Regions from separate parts of the Homo sapiens genome. Here region 2 is linked to region 1. A link is a loop called in an ENCODE intact Hi-C map of the cell type or tissue named here. Cell type or tissue: PC-9. All regions are shown on one strand. Links, peaks and the distances in the headings refer to the core of each region. The heading gives the core; the rest is flanking DNA.

Region 1 (8,321 bases), core at 38-8,037:
CTATAAAGACACATGCACACGTATGTTTATTGCGGCACTATTCACAATAGCAAAGACTTGGAACCAACCCAAAAGTCCAACAGTGATAGACTGGATTAAGAAAATGTGGCACATATACACCATGGAATACTATGCAGCCATAAAAAATGATGAGTTCATGTCCTTTGTAGGGACATGGATGAAGCTGGAAACCACCATTCTCAGCAAACTATCGCAAGGACAAAACACAAAATACCACATGTTCTCACTCATAGGTGGGAATTGAACAACGAGAACACATGGACAAAGGAAGGGGAACATCACACACCAGGGACTGTTGTGGGGTGGGGGGAGGGGGGAGGGATAGCATTAGGAGATATACCTAATGCTAAGTGACGAGTTAATGGGTGCAGCACACCAACATGGCACATGTATACATATGTAACAAACCTGCACGTTATGCACATGTACCCTAAAACTTAAAGTATAATAATAATAAAAAAATAAAATAATAATCAAAGAGGTTTGGATTTGGGCTTAACTTTAGGCTTGACATTCATTGGAAGAAGTCACAATATTGAACATTTTCTAATGGTAAAGACTCTAGGGATTGATGCCTTGGCTGGGAAAGTGACATCCTCCAGCCATGTACATTCTCATACCTCATGCCAAGATGAACTGAGATCGAAAGTGACAAGACCTACCTGAACCACCTCTAACCAGATACTCTCAGCAGGGGCTCAACTCTCGTTCCAGTCTTGCTTGTTACATTTTGCTGTTGCCATTAAAGGGTGAAAGGATGATCCAGGGAGCAAGCAGATTCCCTTGTTACTATTTAGCTTATAACCAAATCTCTAACTCTTTAATTATTTTCTTGATGCATTTATTACAAGAGAGCTTTAGTTCAAAGGTAGCAGAGCTTGAAAGTTAGATTTGTACAAAAATTTAAAAAGCAGCTTGTTTTGCCAGAATTATCTATATTTCTTCAGACCAGCACGTGGCTGTGGTAGTAGAAAAGGCAGGGTCTAAATAGGCCCTCAACAGTCCTTTATTAGAACAGAAACTTCTCTAGGCTGATTCTTTGTGTCCTAATAGGCTTCAGTATATGACAGAAACAAGAGCTAACACCTGCAAATATTTATTATGTGCCAGTCACTGTCCTAAGCACTTGACCTGTATTAACTGAGAGAATCCTCACAAATCCCTATGAGGTATGTGCCATCATACCTATTTTACAGATGAGGAAAGGCAGATACAGAGAAGTAACTAACTTGCCCAAGTTCACACAGCTAGGAGGGGAGGAACGCAAATTTGAACCCAAGCACCTGGCTCCAGAGTCTGTGCTCTTAACTGTGGTCAACATGAACACTAGCTGACAAACCCCACGCTGCCTGGCATAGATTCCATGGTGTATGCTGGCAACAGAGGAACCAGAGCTAAGCACCAATGGGTAAAGAAGGAGCTGAGGAACAGAAAGCAAGTTTAAGGTATTTTTTAAAAACACACACACATACGCATGTGCATGTGTCTTTATAATAGAACGATTTATATTCCTTTGGGCATATACTCAGCAATGGGATTTCTGAGTCGAATGATATTTCTGTCTTCAGATCTCCAAGGAATTGCCACACTGTCTTCAACAATGGTTGAACTAATTTACACTCCCACCAGGAATGTATAGGGGTTCCTTTTTCTCCACAACCTCACCAGCATTTGTTATTTTTTTACTTTTTAATAATAGCCATTCTGACTGGTGTGAGATGGTATCTCATTGTGGTTTTGATTTGCATTTTTCTACATGCCTGTGTATGTTCATTGCATCACTATTCACAATAGTAAAGATATGGGATCAACCTAAATGCCCATCAGTACTAGACTAGATAATGTGGTACATTTACACCATGGATGTAAGAAAATGTGGTACATTTACACCATGGTACATTTACACAGGACATGGATGGAGCTGGAGACCATTATCCTTAGAAAACTAATGCAGGAACAGAAAACCGAATACTGCATGCTCTCACTTGTAAGTGGGAGCTAAATGATGAGAACACATGAACACATAGAGGGGAACAACACACACTAGGGCCCATTGGAGGGTGAAGGATGGGAAGAGGGAGAGGATCTAATGGGTACTAGGCTTAATACCTGGGTAATGAAATAATCTGCACAACAAACCCCCATGACACGTGATTACCTAAGTAACAAACCTTCACATGTACCCCAAACTTAAAAGTTTAAAACAAATCATCTTTATTATTTCTGACTATAAACATAATATGCTCATTGGAGAAAATATAGAAAATACTCAAAAAGTATAAAAAATCAAAATCAAAAATCTCACCTGAGTTTGTCTTTTACCCCTACCCACAGGTCTCATTCATTCATTTGCTCACCTCTTCTACCACTAATTCACTATCCATTTGCCAAGTTTCATGCATGGCTCTGTGGAACAAGTAATATTGTACAGTTCACATAAACTAACCCAGCTTGATTAGCTTAGAAGAAGTAATAAAGGATATGTAAGAATGTCTTATCTACAATTCAAGGCAAATTGTAATTAAAAGTAATACAAAAGAGGATGTTTAGGGCAGTGAAACAATTCTGTCTGATGCTGGAATTGTGGATGCATATCGTTATACATTTGTCCAGACCTATAGAATGTACAACACCAAAAGTGAACCGTAAGGTAAACTATGGATTTCGGTGATAATCATGTGTCACTGTAGTATGTTCATCAGTTGCAACAAATGTACTACCGGGTGCAGGATCCCGATGGTGGGGAAGGCTCTGCTTATGTGTGTATGCAGGCAGGATGCATATGGGAAATCTCTGTACTTTCTGCTCAATTTTGCTGTGATCCTAAGACCTTTCTAAAAGATAAAGTCTATTTAAACCAAAAAAAAATTCTCTTTTTTTAAGTAATAGAAAGTTAAAATAATGCTTTGTGAGTGTTTACTGTGGGCCACACAGAGTTCTAAAAAATTCTACATAATTAACTCATTCAATCCTTACAACAACAGAATGAGGTGAGACTATATTTAAGTCCCCCTTTTATAGATGAGTGAACCAACATGCAAAGAAGCTTACTAACTAACCAAAAGTCACTCAGAGAATGTGGTAAAGCCCGAATCCCAACCTGAACAGTGAGCTCAAAAACCTCACTCCTAATCTTGTCTCCTCAGCCTCTGTGGAGGTTTGGGACAACTAAGGATGGAGGGATCCCTCAGGTGAGGGAAGGTGGGGTGGGAAGTGGAATTTCCAGTGGGGAGGGGGTGGGGGAGCATCTGAGGTGGATGAAGAGTGAGCAGTAGTCCTCCTCTTTCCTGTTCCTGAAGCAATACAGAACCTTACAATAGCTTGCGTTGGAGTGTCTATGGGGGCTGAATGCTAGATTTCGGGTCACTGGGCCCTTCCCAGAAAGAACAGTACCGTCTGAAGCGTGCCCCTCACTGCTAAGTGCTGTAGATCCGTTGTGTCTTCAAGCCAGAGATGGAGATGTCTGTGTTCAGTTGGTCACCTCATCCCGCACCTCCCTCTTCCTTCCCCTCACAGCCCTATCTCAAATCACTTCCCAGCAATGACTTGCCCTTCTCCCTCCAGGGCTGTCCCTGCATTCCCCACACCCTCCCGGCTGGCACCTCTGCCCAGGCTGTGGTTTGGCCCCGGAGGTCTGGACTGGACAGGGACAGCCTGAGCTGAACCTCAAGGAACAGGAAAGTTCAGTGTTTGCCTGAGGCACAACGAGTCATTCAGCAGTCACTAACTCTCGCTCCTTAGCACTCCATCCCCCTGCAGAAACCTTCCCAGGGGACATGGGGACATTTAGCCCTATTGAAGAGACTAGCCTCCATTGGCCTACTTTCTTCCCTCACACTTCCTTCAAGGGGCTTTAGCAAGATTTATTTCTGACAGAAATGTCTTTCTGTAGACTTGTAAATATTCAGTCACTTCACAAGTTTGCTTAAAACTGTACCAAACTGTATTTTATTCCATTTTCAAAAATGATCTGTGGTAGCCTGACTTCAAAGTTGGCTGCCTTGGCTGGGCGCGGTGGCTCACGCCTGTAATCCCAGCACTTTGGGAGGCCGAGACGCGTGGATCACGAGGTCAGGAGATCAAGACCATTCCGGCTAGCACGGTGAAACCCCATCTCTACTAAAAATACAAAAAACTAGCCGGGCGTAAGTGGCGGGTGCCTGTAATCCCAGCTACTAGGGAGGCTGAGGCAGGAGAATGGCATAAACCCGGGAGGCGGAGCCTGCAGTGAGCCGAGATCGCGCCACTGCACTCCAGCCTGGGCAACAGAGCGAGACACCATCTCAAAAAACAAAAACAAAAACAAACAAACAAACAAACAAAAACAAAGATGGTTGCCATCAACTGCTGCCCTCTTGTAGACACATGCCACTCTTCCATGGAGAGGGGAGGCTGCTCCTGCACACCCTCGAAGCTCAGCTGGCCGGTGACTACTCTCAACAGAAGATACGGTGGAAGTGACATTGTGCCAGCTCCAGGCCCTGGTCTTTAAGAGGACTGACAGTTTCCACTTCTTGCCTCTTGGATCCCTGAGAGACACGGAAGAAATCCAGCCACTGTACTGGAAAGAGGCCACGTGGAGGAACACAGAGGGATCACGCATGTGCATGAAGAAGCCATGTTGAATGTCCAACCAGTAAAGCTTCCAGATGGCTCAGCCCCAGACTCCCAAACAAGAACTACTGAGCTCAGCTCATTCAACCCACAGAACCATGAAAAACAATAATATATTATTAAGTCACCATGTTTTGGATTTTTTTATGTAGCAATAAATAAATTATGATCATTCACTTTAACCCACTAATTCTAGGAATCTAGAAAATAATCCGAAATATAATCCAATATTCATGAATAAAGATATCTAATACATATCATTGTTGATCATATTAAAAAAAAGAGAAAAAACATAGGGCAAGGTTAAGTAAATTGTACATATGATCTATTGTGTAACATTTAAATAATGTAAATAATGCTAAGGCCAGGCGGTGGCTCACGCCTGTAATCCCAGCACTTTGGGAGGCCAAGGTGGGTGGATCACCTAAGGTCGGGAGTTTGAGACCAGCCTGACCAACATGGAGAAACCCCATCTCTACTAAAAATACAAAATTAGCCGGGCATGGTGGTGCAAGGCCTGTAATCCCAGCTACTCAGGAGGCTGAGGCAGGAGAATCGCTTGAACCTGGGAGGTGGAGGTTGCAGTGAGCCAAGATCATGCCATTGCACTCCAGCCTGGGCAACAAGAGCAAAACTCCATCTCAAATAATAATAATACTTAAGAAGAGTCTTTAATATCATAAAAATGCTTTCGACTTTTTAAAAAGAAAGAAAAGAAAATGAGTCACCAAATTATGAATTGTAGATGATCTCTACCACATAATATACATACAAGTAGAGATGATTGGAAGTGTGTTTGCTAATGTTGTCAGCATTTTTAACTGGTGGTAAGATTGTTATATTCTTCTTTATAGTTTTCTGGGCTTTTCTAAGTTTTCTAGAACAGGATTGTGTTTTTAGATTTCTTATCATAAAAGTAATACATGCCCATTATTTTAAAAATTCAGACAATTCAAAAGGGCAGAAAGGTAAAGTGATAGTCAACCCAAGGCTACCATTATAGAGATAACCACTGTCAACATTTGAATGTTAACATTTAGAATTTAACATTAATATAAATGTGCATTTTTTAATGTTAGGATACTATATTATTTTATATTCTGATTTTTGTACCTGTTTTATAATCAAAAGAAAATACATCTTAATACAGATAATTGTAACTTTTCTGAAAACATCTCATTGCCTTTTATCCCTCCTGTCATATAAAGTTTGCAGAGATGTGTGTATATGCACGAAAAATGCAACCACAGGAACATACACACCATACTTCAAAATGTATTACACAGTATAACAACTCTGCCTCTAAGCAGTAATTCATATATTAGGAAAGTTGATATTTAGCAAATTAGAGAAAAAGCTTTCTGGTACTCCCTTTCCTCTTATGATAGCTGGCCTGCCGGAAAGGAATCCTTGAACCTGAGCTCCCAGCCAGGGCCCGTGAGGCCTGGTAAGCATAATGGTAACAGGCAGGGCTCTGAGCCAGCCTGCCTGAGTTGGAATCCTCCTTAACTGGTTCTCTGACCTTGGGCAAATGACTGTAAGCTTCCATTTCCTTATCTAAAAAACAGGTAATTCTACTAACAACCTCAAAAGGATGTTGTACAGATCGACTTGGGCAGTCTATATGATGAGCTTAGCATATTCAGTTAATATCTAGGTGGTAACAATGTCATTATTCTTTCTTTCCGGAAAAGGCTGTCACATTTGATTTGGCATGAACCCCACCCAGACAACCAGCATTTAGTCTTTGCACATATTCTGCATACCTTGTATTAAAATACTTGAATTTAGGAAAAAGAAAAAAAGATCAGCAGCCACTATACAGTATATAGTACTGTACCATAGTATACCATAACATCATAATAAATAATGTTCTACAGTCTATTTATATCCCATGATAAGTATTAACAAAGTTTGGAAATGGAAATAAAAGATTAGCATTTAGGTTTGTACACATTTTGTCAGGCATTAGATATAATAGCAGCAAGAACAGGAGGACAAGGGAAGAAATGAAGTGCGGCTCTGATGTTTGCATACTTTCCATATGCCAAGCAGCACGCTCAGGGCAGCTGCAGAACTGAGTCCTCCCTGTAAGCACTATTACCCCTGTTTTACAAATGAAGAAACTGGGGCTTAAAGAAATTAAGTAACTTGCTTAAGGACACACAAATGGTCAAATAGACTGAACTAAGATTTGAAGCCAGTGTGTTTGATTCCAAACCTCTGAGCTCAACCCTAAGGATAATCTCCCTAGCAATTCCATAAAGTAGGTATTACCTTCAACATGACCCAAGTTAATACCTCAGGGGGTTTCAATGTTGGAATTCTCAGTTCATTCCCTTGTACCCCACATATAATTATTTCCCTGCTCAGAAGCTGATTTCATTGCTACTCGTTAAAATTACCTGGACAGGATTTTTTAATATACCAATCCTTTCCACAGAGATTCTAATGTACTAAGTCTAGTGGCCAAGGGCCCATTGGGTGTAACGAGCCAGGATGAAGCAGCACTGGCCTCCATGGTGCTGAGGCACCCACTGCTTCCAAGGACACTCAAGTAGTTTCCCCAGCCCTTTGCCTCCCCAGGAATTCTTAGTCCATCCACCAGCACCTACAGCTCTGGTCTTAGGTCTGCCCTCGTTCTCACCCTCGCTGACTCTGCTCCGTCACCAGTGACCTTAAGTCACTTTCCTGAATGGTCCACCCACCCTCCTCCCCGTCCCAAAGCTTCCTAGAAGGCTTTAGTGAAAGCATGTTCCATTCCTTTGTTTCAGTGAGCTTGGGAAACCACTCCTTCAGTGATTTAAACAATGGAAAGGAAAACAAAAAAGAAAACAAAGGGACTTCCAAAAATCAAACACTTATTGTTCCTAGGAACCTACCCTATCAGTGAATTTTAAGAATAAATGAAGGAAAACTTAGATACCCCTGCCCCCCAAATGCCTGGCAGACATTTGTGCTGGCTTTTGAAGAGTGTGTTCTGGAGAGAGGGTCATTCTGTATCTTGGAGGTCGGCTGGCCCTGAGGAGCTGAGGCTTTTGTTTTCTAAAAGTTACATTACACTTGGTCTGTGGAAGACTTGTATTATGTGGGTCTTTTTGCTCAGAGTTCAGTTCCTTAAAATCTCAAGCACTTTAACTGCTGGAAGGGAAAACCTCACTGATTTGTTCACTGGTAAAACCACATTAAAATGTAGCCCCCAACTGATTATCTAGGGTTTTTGCTTAAAATTATGTGCCAGTTATTTATATTGACTACTCCCTTGTGTGTTCTATATTCACATATGGAATACAATTCTGAAAATACTAACTTCTTTTGACCTATTTAAGTCTTCAACTTCCCATTTTGGTTGTTTATCGACACCTCAAATAGCTCAGAGGCATCAATCAACGCAAAACTTTTACTACTTTTAACTGATAAACCCAGAGAAAAGGGCTTTTATTTGGGATGAATTGACAGTACTCTCTTCCTATCTCTGACAGTTGAATGTCAATGTGGCCACAAGGAAAGCTTTAAATAGTTCAACCTTCAGCTCTGTCTCTGATGGGAACCAGGAATAAGAACGATGATCTTGTCTGAACAATCTGAAACTGATTCCAGACTCTACAGAACATTTTTGTAGTCTTACATTCCAGAAGAATCTAAGACTTTAAGCAGAATATAAGAACTGAAACCATGGTATTGCT
Region 2 (8,321 bases), core at 108-8,107, 230 kb before region 1:
GTCAGGAGACAATTGTGTAACTTTCTGAGTTCTGCCCTCCCTGGGCCAGGCCAGGTCACTTGGCCAATTCTTGCCAAAACTTTTCAACCCAGTGACTCAGGAACTGGACTTTTCCATTCTAGCCTGTGGGAATGTGGCTGTGATTTTATAACTGAAGTCCACAGAACAATGGGATTTGCCTTTTGAAAAATTGCTTTTCAGACACCAGTACTGCAAAACACCTACTTCTACTGGCTCACCAGTGGAGCTCTTAAAACTTTTTAAAAACACTCAGTTCTTGGGTGAACAACACACCCAGCCTCTCCCCAATAACTAGAAAAAAAGGTCAGCATCCTCCACATTTGAAGGTCAAAGTCCTGGTCAAAGATGCTGTTTTGAGTCACCCATGGATAATGGCCAATTTGATAGAAGATATAGAAACAAACAAACAAACAAACAAAGACCATGTAAATCAAGCTTGCCTTTAGATGTTTGGCCTAGAATAGGGAGTATAGCTTAGTGCCTAAAAACTTGGACTGTGAAGAGAGACAGGTCTGGGTTCCAATCTCAACCACATAGGCAAGTTATTTAAACTCTATAAACCTTAGTTTCCCATCTGTAAAATGAAGATGTCGATTGTACTAACATATATTTGTTATGAGGATTACATTTTTAAAAATTCACACAAAATACCTGACATAGGGGAAATAATAAAATCATATTGTATAGACAGAAGCATGCTAAATAGAGGATTCTTGTGTCCACTGAATGCAGGTGCTACTGTGTGAGGCAGACTCAAATGGCCTCTCAAGTGGCTGGCTTGCTTGCCTCTTTCTCTGCCTTCTTACAGGAAAGCAATTCCTAATGCCTGACATGGCTTGAAAAAAGCTGACAGGGAACAGCCTCCAGATATAACTGAGCAGGAAGCTAGAAACAGCAATCCCTGCACATTCTGCTAAACTCAAGTTTGAGGGAAGTCTGGTGGTGCATCCTGGCTTGGACTAGGGAAAAGCAACTGGCCAAGATCATGGTCGAGCCACCAATTATCACCTCCTCTGAGGAACGCACACCCTTTTTTAAGTAATCAACCAATTAAAATTTTAAACTCAGGAATCTTTCTCTTAAAACATACAGATTTTTATTACAATTTCAAAAACATCCAAGACAATTATTTATAGCCTAAATGCAATTATTTATAGCCTTGTAAAAATATGGGCCAGATGAATAGAAAAGACGGCTGGTTTTGTTCATTTGTTTTTACTCTCTCACTGCACCACTATGTGGTTTAGAGTTACTGCATTTTGTTGTTAGCAACTGGATAATTTCCAACCGGTTATAAGAATCGAACCTGTTTGGTTTATCACACACAGACACACACACAGAGTTGTGTATATAAATACAATCTAAATGTCCCCTCAATGGGTAAACAGGAGTTGAAACAGTTGGAATATTCATTACTATGGGTAAGTTAGAATTGTATGAACGTGGGCAGAAAATTTTCCTTCCCTGGGTCTTGGGTTTTTGAAATATAAATAAATGCACCTAATTATGCTTACAGATTGTTTCATTCACCTAGCGGTGTTTTAAAAATGTGAATGTGAATGACTTTTCTAAGCACTCACTTCCTAGTTCCCTAATATCACCCAGCTGCCTGCTTCTCACATTTGCTTCTCTTCTTGGTGCCTGGAAGCATTTGGGCTTGCAGACCCTGCATGAGATGATTTAGGCTTCCTCTAACTTCCAGACTCTGCTATCCTGATTCTTACTGAGTTGCTGAGTTGTCGAATCTCTTTGTTGGGAGAGTAAGTAAAACTCTCACTCTTTTACAGATAGGCTTGCGGATTTATTAGGAAGAAATGAAGCATGCTCAGACAAAAAGAAAAAAAAGTCAATTTCTTATTATTCTTCAATTTTTTAATTTCTTTGCAGATATTTTGGAAGATCCCTGTTCTGTAACTCTACATTCTTATCTGCAAGGTATCACTTATTTCAGCCAGTTAATAACCACCTCTCCTTGTCAAGATGTTATATCTGAGACACTCCCAAAAGTTTCTGCTGGTTTTTCTTCCTTTGTCTTTGGCTTTCCTTAGGGATATTGGGCAAATATCCCTGACAACTTAAACCTTGATGTGACAAATAGAGATTTCACATTTATGATTAAACCATCATGATTCCACAAAGGGACAACCTGAGCCTTCATTTGGTTTGGGCTTGGAGCCAACAGAAGTTGAGTCAGACACTCCTAGTGAGTAAAGGCTCGCGGGCTCAACTTGGAATCGAGCAGGGCAGAGGGGCCTTTGGTTGTAGAGCTGTACTCAAAGAACATAACACTCCTCCTGCCAAACCAAACTTAATGGCTCTGCCCTCCAAAAGTCACAGCTTTTATCAACCAACTGGTATTCTACTGTGAGATGCACAATCTATCCCACTTTGATCTCAGCAACAATATGCTTGAGGCAATGATCTCAATTTTGCAATCATAGCTGAATTGATGTAAAACTGGGGACAATCACTTTACAACTTTCTTTACTCAAATCTCATTTCTCCCTAATAGCAGAGCCACTGCCCCCAAACTGACAATCGGCTAGAACAGTGTGCAGAATCACCTGAGGATCTTGCTGAAATGATAATCCCGACTCAGTGAGCCGGGAGTGGGCCTATGATTCTGCCTTCTGACTGCTCCCAGCTGATGTGGGTGCTTATGGTCCACAATTGCATTTGGAGTAGCAAGGACCTAGACAGCTTTGTCCATTTCAATTAGGTGTTTATTTGCTTCCAAGTGCTGACTTCTGTGCTAGGTGCTGGGAATACAAAGATGCATGAGACAATTGCTTTCCTCGGAGAGCTCACTATTTAATGAAGAGGTAGACACATAAATATCTAACTATGGTGTACATGATAATTGCTATCATTACAATATGAATGCAGTCCTTTGGCACCAAAGAAAGAAGTGAGAGATAAAATTATAACTTACAATCAATGTACAAATACTCCTATCTCTACCTACCTCTGCCCTTTTTTTATCCTGTGCATGTTCCAACATGAAAAACACTTGTAACGTGGAACCCAGATCAGACCTCCCTTAAAACTGATATTTCCAAGAAGTCAAGCTCTGGACAAACTGCATATAAGCAGATGCTTTCAAAAAGGTGAAATCATGATTCTCATATAAATATAAAACGAATGTGTGTCAAATACTTTATCCAATTAACACTGGTCGAAGAGCATTTGAGAAGCTACGTATTTAGAGGCAACGTTAGGATAAGATTGCCAGGTCAAGCACAAAGCTGGTCAATATCCAACAGAGCCATAAACTGTAAGATAACTTTTGGGTTATCTTTTCTAAGGGACAGAAATTATTTGCACCTCCAGCAGATAAAATCTGCCTGTTAAGAACTGGATCTCTAGAGCTGTAAGGTAGCTCAAACAATAGAACGTCAACCTAGCACTAAGTCCCTGGTAACCTCTTTCGCTTATTTTCAAGTTTCAGATAAATTTTCTGATTTCACACCCAGCCTCCAGAAAATTATTGCAAGATGGGAGAAGATCCCCCTTTACTTCAACTAGCTCTAAAGGTACTTTAGAAACTGAACCTTCCTAATTTACCTGATTGGATCTCATTCCCAGATGAAATGATTGTTAGTAATAGCATCTGTCATTGATTGAGGTACTAGATTATGTGTTTTAGGTACATTATCTCTCTCAGTCTTCACGTCAGCCCTTGAAGTAAGTACAACTATCCCTCCCTGACAGTTGATGAAATAATCTCAGGGAGGTTAGATGAGTTGCCCAAAACCATGCAACTACTGGCACAGCCAGGATTCAACACAGTAATATTATTATGAATACAATAAGTAATTAGCAAATGAATGTGAGGCCTTAATGTTAGACAAGAATAGGTTGGGTTTGGGATCAACGTGATTTGTACGATTTTTTTTCCACAGTGCTTAACATTTGCAGGTCCTTTGGATGAGGGCATTGTTTTCAGAACCTATGTTAAAAATAGAATAATATTTGATTGAAAAAGAGTGGGGAGGCCAGGAGAGAGCAGTTTGCTATGGGACAGACACTGTGGCATTCCAGGCTGCAGTTTTAGGGCCTGGAACCACAGGAGCGCAGTAAGGGCAGGGCTGGGCAGGGCTGGGCAAGGCAGGGTCGGCTCACACTCCCCACCTCTGGCTGCTCCTTGGCACCTGGCTGCATGGCTGGTTCACTTCCTCTGCTACCACGAAAGCTATTTCTCAGGACCTGGGATGAATAATCTAATCAAGAATGATGCCACCTTCCCAAGAAGCACTTCCTGGCCACTCCCCAGTCACCTCCTCAGGACTACATCCTCCTGAGGGCCTGTCATAGAACTTTTCTGCTTAGGGTAGGTAAAGGGACGTCCTAAGAGATGAGCCATTAGCTGGGGTGGGGCAGATTGCAGAGCAGGAAGGCAGTCTCTCTCAGAGCAGAACAGGGCTACAGGCAGGCAGGGAGCCACAGCACCTATCCCAGAGGTCATTTCTGATGTTAGAGTTCCCTTGGATATTTGTTAAAAAATGTGTCCTCCCAGACCCCAACCCAGACTTACTGAATGAGAAGAAACTCAGGGATAAAGCTCAGAAATCCTTAATTTTTAACAGCCTCTCTTGGTGATTCAATCTGAAAACCTTTTGTCCCAGATCACTAGTTCTTACCCCTGATTTCACATTAAAAATTAAAACCACCTGAGAAACTTCTTTTTTTTGAGACAGGGTTTCACTCTGTCACCCAGGCTGGCGTGCAGTGACACAAACTTGGCTCACTGCAGCCTCGACTTCCCAGGCTCAACAATCCTCCCACATCAGCCTCTCAAGTAGCTGAGACTACAGGCACACGCCACCACTCCTGGCTAATTTTTGTATTTTTTTGTAGAGGTGGGGTTTTGCCATGTTGCCCTGGCTGGTCTCGAACTCCTGGGCTCAGGCAATCTGCCTGCCTCAGCCTCCCAAAGTGCTAGGATTACAGGAGTGAGCCACCATGCCGCCCCCCACCCTGTCCCTGAGAAACTTCCAAAAGCAGCATGTCCTGGCCCAGAAATCTGTACTTTTTAAGTTCTCTGTCCCACCCATTCCAGGGAGATTCTAAAGTAAAGCTAGTGTGGAAAACCATTTTTCTAGAATTCAGTGCTTCTCAAACAAGCGTGCATTCAAATCATCTGGGAATCTTGTTAAATGCAGATATTGATCCCGTACGTCTGGGGCAGGTCCTGCGACTCTGCATTTCTAATAATCTGTGGTGCAGCAGATGCTGCTGGTACTACTTTGAGTGGCAAGATTCTCCATGGTAGATCCTTAACCTTGGCTGATCACTAGGATCACCCGTGCCGATTGCATTGGTTTCTTAGGGCTGCTGAAACGAATACCAGAAACTTCTGGCTTCAAATAGCACACATTTATTCTCTTACAGTTTTGGAAATCAGAAGTCCAAAACCAGTTCCACTGGGCCAAAGTCAAGGTGTCAGCAAGGCTGCCTTCCTTCTAAAGGCTGTAGGAGAAATCCATTTCCTTGACCTTTCTAGTTTCTGGAGGGCACTTACGGTCCTTGGCTGCTCATGGACCCTTCCTCCATTTGCAAAGGGCATCATCACTCCTATCTCTGCTTCCCTTGTCCCCTGGCCTCCGACTCCTCCCCAATAAGGAACCTTGTGGTTACGTCAGGCTCACCTAGATAATCCAGGGTGATCCCCTCATCTCAACACCCTTAACTTAATCACACCTGCAAAGTCCCTTTCACCATATAACAGCATGTTTATAGCAGTACAATTCGCTATTGAGAAAATATGGAACCAGCCCAAATCTCTATCAATCAACGAGTGGATGAAGAAATTGTGGTGTGTGTATATATATATATATATATATATATATATATATACACACACACACACATATATATATATACACACACATATATATATACACACACATATACATATATATAATTATGTTTTTGTATTTTTGTATATATATTGTGTATATACATATACCACAATTTCTTCATCATATATTCATATAGATATATGACGGAATACATCATAATTCATATATATATGATGGAATACTACTCAGCCATAAAAAGAAACGAATTAATGACATTTGCAGCAACCTGGATGGAACTGGAGACTATTATTCTAAGTGAAGTAACTCAGGAATGGAAAACCAAACATTGTATATTCTCACTCATAAGTGGGAGCTAAGCTATGAGGATGCAAAGGCATAAGAATGACACAATGGGCTTTAGTGACTCGGGAGGAAAGGTTGGGAAGGGGGCGAGGGATAAAAGGCTACAAATTGGGTGCAGTGTACACTGCTTGAGTGATGGGTGCACCAAAATCTCACAAATCACCACTAAAGAACTTACTCATGTAGCAAAACACCACCTGTTCCCCCCAAACCTATGGAAATTAGAAAACAAAATCACAGGCTCCAGGAATTAGAACATTTTTGTTGGGGGTGCATGCATTCTTCAGCCTACCACAGAGATTTTTTTTTTTTTTAATTCTGAAACTGAGGTCCCTTGGTAAAGACCCTGTTGTGTTTGGTCTAGGGCAAGGCCAGGCCCAGGTATTGTCAGAGGCTCTGGGCTGAGGACAGCACTATGCATAGGGGGTTTGCGAAATGCCGCTCCCCCTAGGCCAGGGCACACTCGCGCAGGGCTTCCCTCCACCCCTTCCACTGATTCCACCCTGGACTTCCACTCAAAAACCCCAGCACACAAACTGAGGCCTCACAAGAGAGTCAAGGAGGCAAATGTTGGTCTTTCCCCCTGCTTGGGAGGCCATTGCAATTAGGGACCTGGTTCCTGCTTTTTGTCCTGGGCATTCACAGAGCTAGGGCAGCAGGCAGAGGGTTGAATCAGCCCTTCTCCACAAGCAGGCCCTGGATATTAGTGCGTTTCCTTTTTATTTGGCATTTATAGTATTCCCAGCCACTTCTCAACCCTTATAATTATAACCCGGATCCCACTCAGCCTCCTTCGGCTCGGGTTTAAAAGCTAAGCGATCTCTTGAAGCAGCCAACTATTAAAACTTCATGGCCTTTTACGAAATATCAGTTGACAGAAGGTATTATGAAACATTGCCTAGTATAATTACAATTACAGTGCAATTGTCGACACCCATGAGTCAAGCATACTGTGTGAAGTGACAGTCGGGATGGCATAGTTTCTTCCCTCGCTGGCTGCCCAGGCCTGGGGCTTTCCTAATCCGTCTCCATTGCCTGGTCCTTGCCATCAGCTCTGAGGGGCGAAAGCCAGCCACTCAGCCAGACAGGGGCCAACCGCACTGGTGGCTTCTGGCCTTATCTTTGTATGATGCAGCATGCTGGTTTTCTACTAGGCCTTTCCGGGGACTTAAGGCATGGCTTTGAGCAGGGGCTGGGTGTTCCATTTTCCTTTACGACTTCAGCTACAGCAATACAAACAAGCCCTGGCATGTGCCTATCGGCATGGCCACCTAGGTGTCCCAGATGAGTATGATTTTTGGTGGGATCCCCAAGAATATCTATCTCCCTGCCCTCTCTGACTGCCAAACTTCTCCAGGAAGGGCTGTACAGATGCTTTAAGTCTCTCAACACTGCAGACTAACTTCAGCCACCATCTCTCTCCTGTGCTATCTTGAAGATCACCTCAAGGCTGAATCCAATGGCATTCTCCCAGTCCTCACTCTCCTTAATCTCTGTTTTCAGTTTCATGCTGTTGAAATTCGCTCTTAGTATAAAGTCCAAATTTTATTACTATGGGCTATGTCATCTGGCCCCATCCTACCCTTCCAGTTCTATCACATGTCCCCTTCCTCTCTGGTCTCTGTGCACCTGTCACCCTGGCCATCTGCTGCCCTCCAATGTGCCAAGCTCTTTCCTGTCTCAGCAGCTTTGCCCTGCTTTTCCCTCTGCTGGAAAGCCCATCCACTCTTCTTCCTTGGCTAGGTGCTTTTTCACCTGCACATCTGAGCTGGAATAGCACCTGCTGAAAGAGGTCTTCCCTGGCCGCCTCTCTAAAAGGATGTGTCACCCATTCTTAATACCCTCTATCACAGCAGCCAGCTTACTTCCTTCATAACCATTATTGTCTTTTGTAATTATTTGTTAGTTTCTTACTTGGCTCATCTGTTTTTTTCCACTGGACAGCAAGCTTCTCAAAGAGAAGGACCAGATTTGTCTTGTTCATCAATGAATCTCCAGCGACAGGAGCTGAATACATAGACTGAATTGACTGGCCCCCTGTATAAGTTCTCCCTTGGCTCTGCGCTGTTTTGCTCTTCTGCTCTTCTCCCGCTTCTTCTTTCCTTCATTGGCCTCCTCCACCATTTCTTAAGGTTT

What was found. Hi-C counts contacts between places; a loop is a spot of excess contacts. Peaks named below come from ENCODE experiments on the same cell type or tissue, not always from the same donor. Only the 100,000 strongest peaks of a DNase experiment are listed, where the experiment ranks them.
Region 2: it touches region 1 in a loop (3-fold over the local background); 1 of 110 quality-filtered maps calls a loop at or near these places.

What each region holds. Positions count from the first base shown.
Region 1 is chr5:56,753,598-56,761,918 of GRCh38, forward strand. No RefSeq gene overlaps it. Among named protein-coding and RNA genes, the nearest start is that of MAP3K1, 58 kb to the right of the region's middle. RefSeq lists an enhancer at 3,115-3,616. In PC-9, for the core only: no CTCF peak of the experiment used is centred there; DNase peaks (open chromatin) are centred at 3,704 and 6,164; H3K4me3 peaks cover 437 bases; H3K27ac peaks cover 1,691 bases.
Region 2 is chr5:56,523,097-56,531,417 of GRCh38, forward strand. The region is part of intron 4 of C5orf67 (chromosome 5 putative open reading frame 67); the gene reads right to left. Among named protein-coding and RNA genes, the nearest start is that of LINC01948, 45 kb to the left of the region's middle. In PC-9, for the core only: no CTCF peak of the experiment used is centred there; DNase peaks (open chromatin) are centred at 2,185 and 4,275; H3K27ac peaks cover 5,103 bases.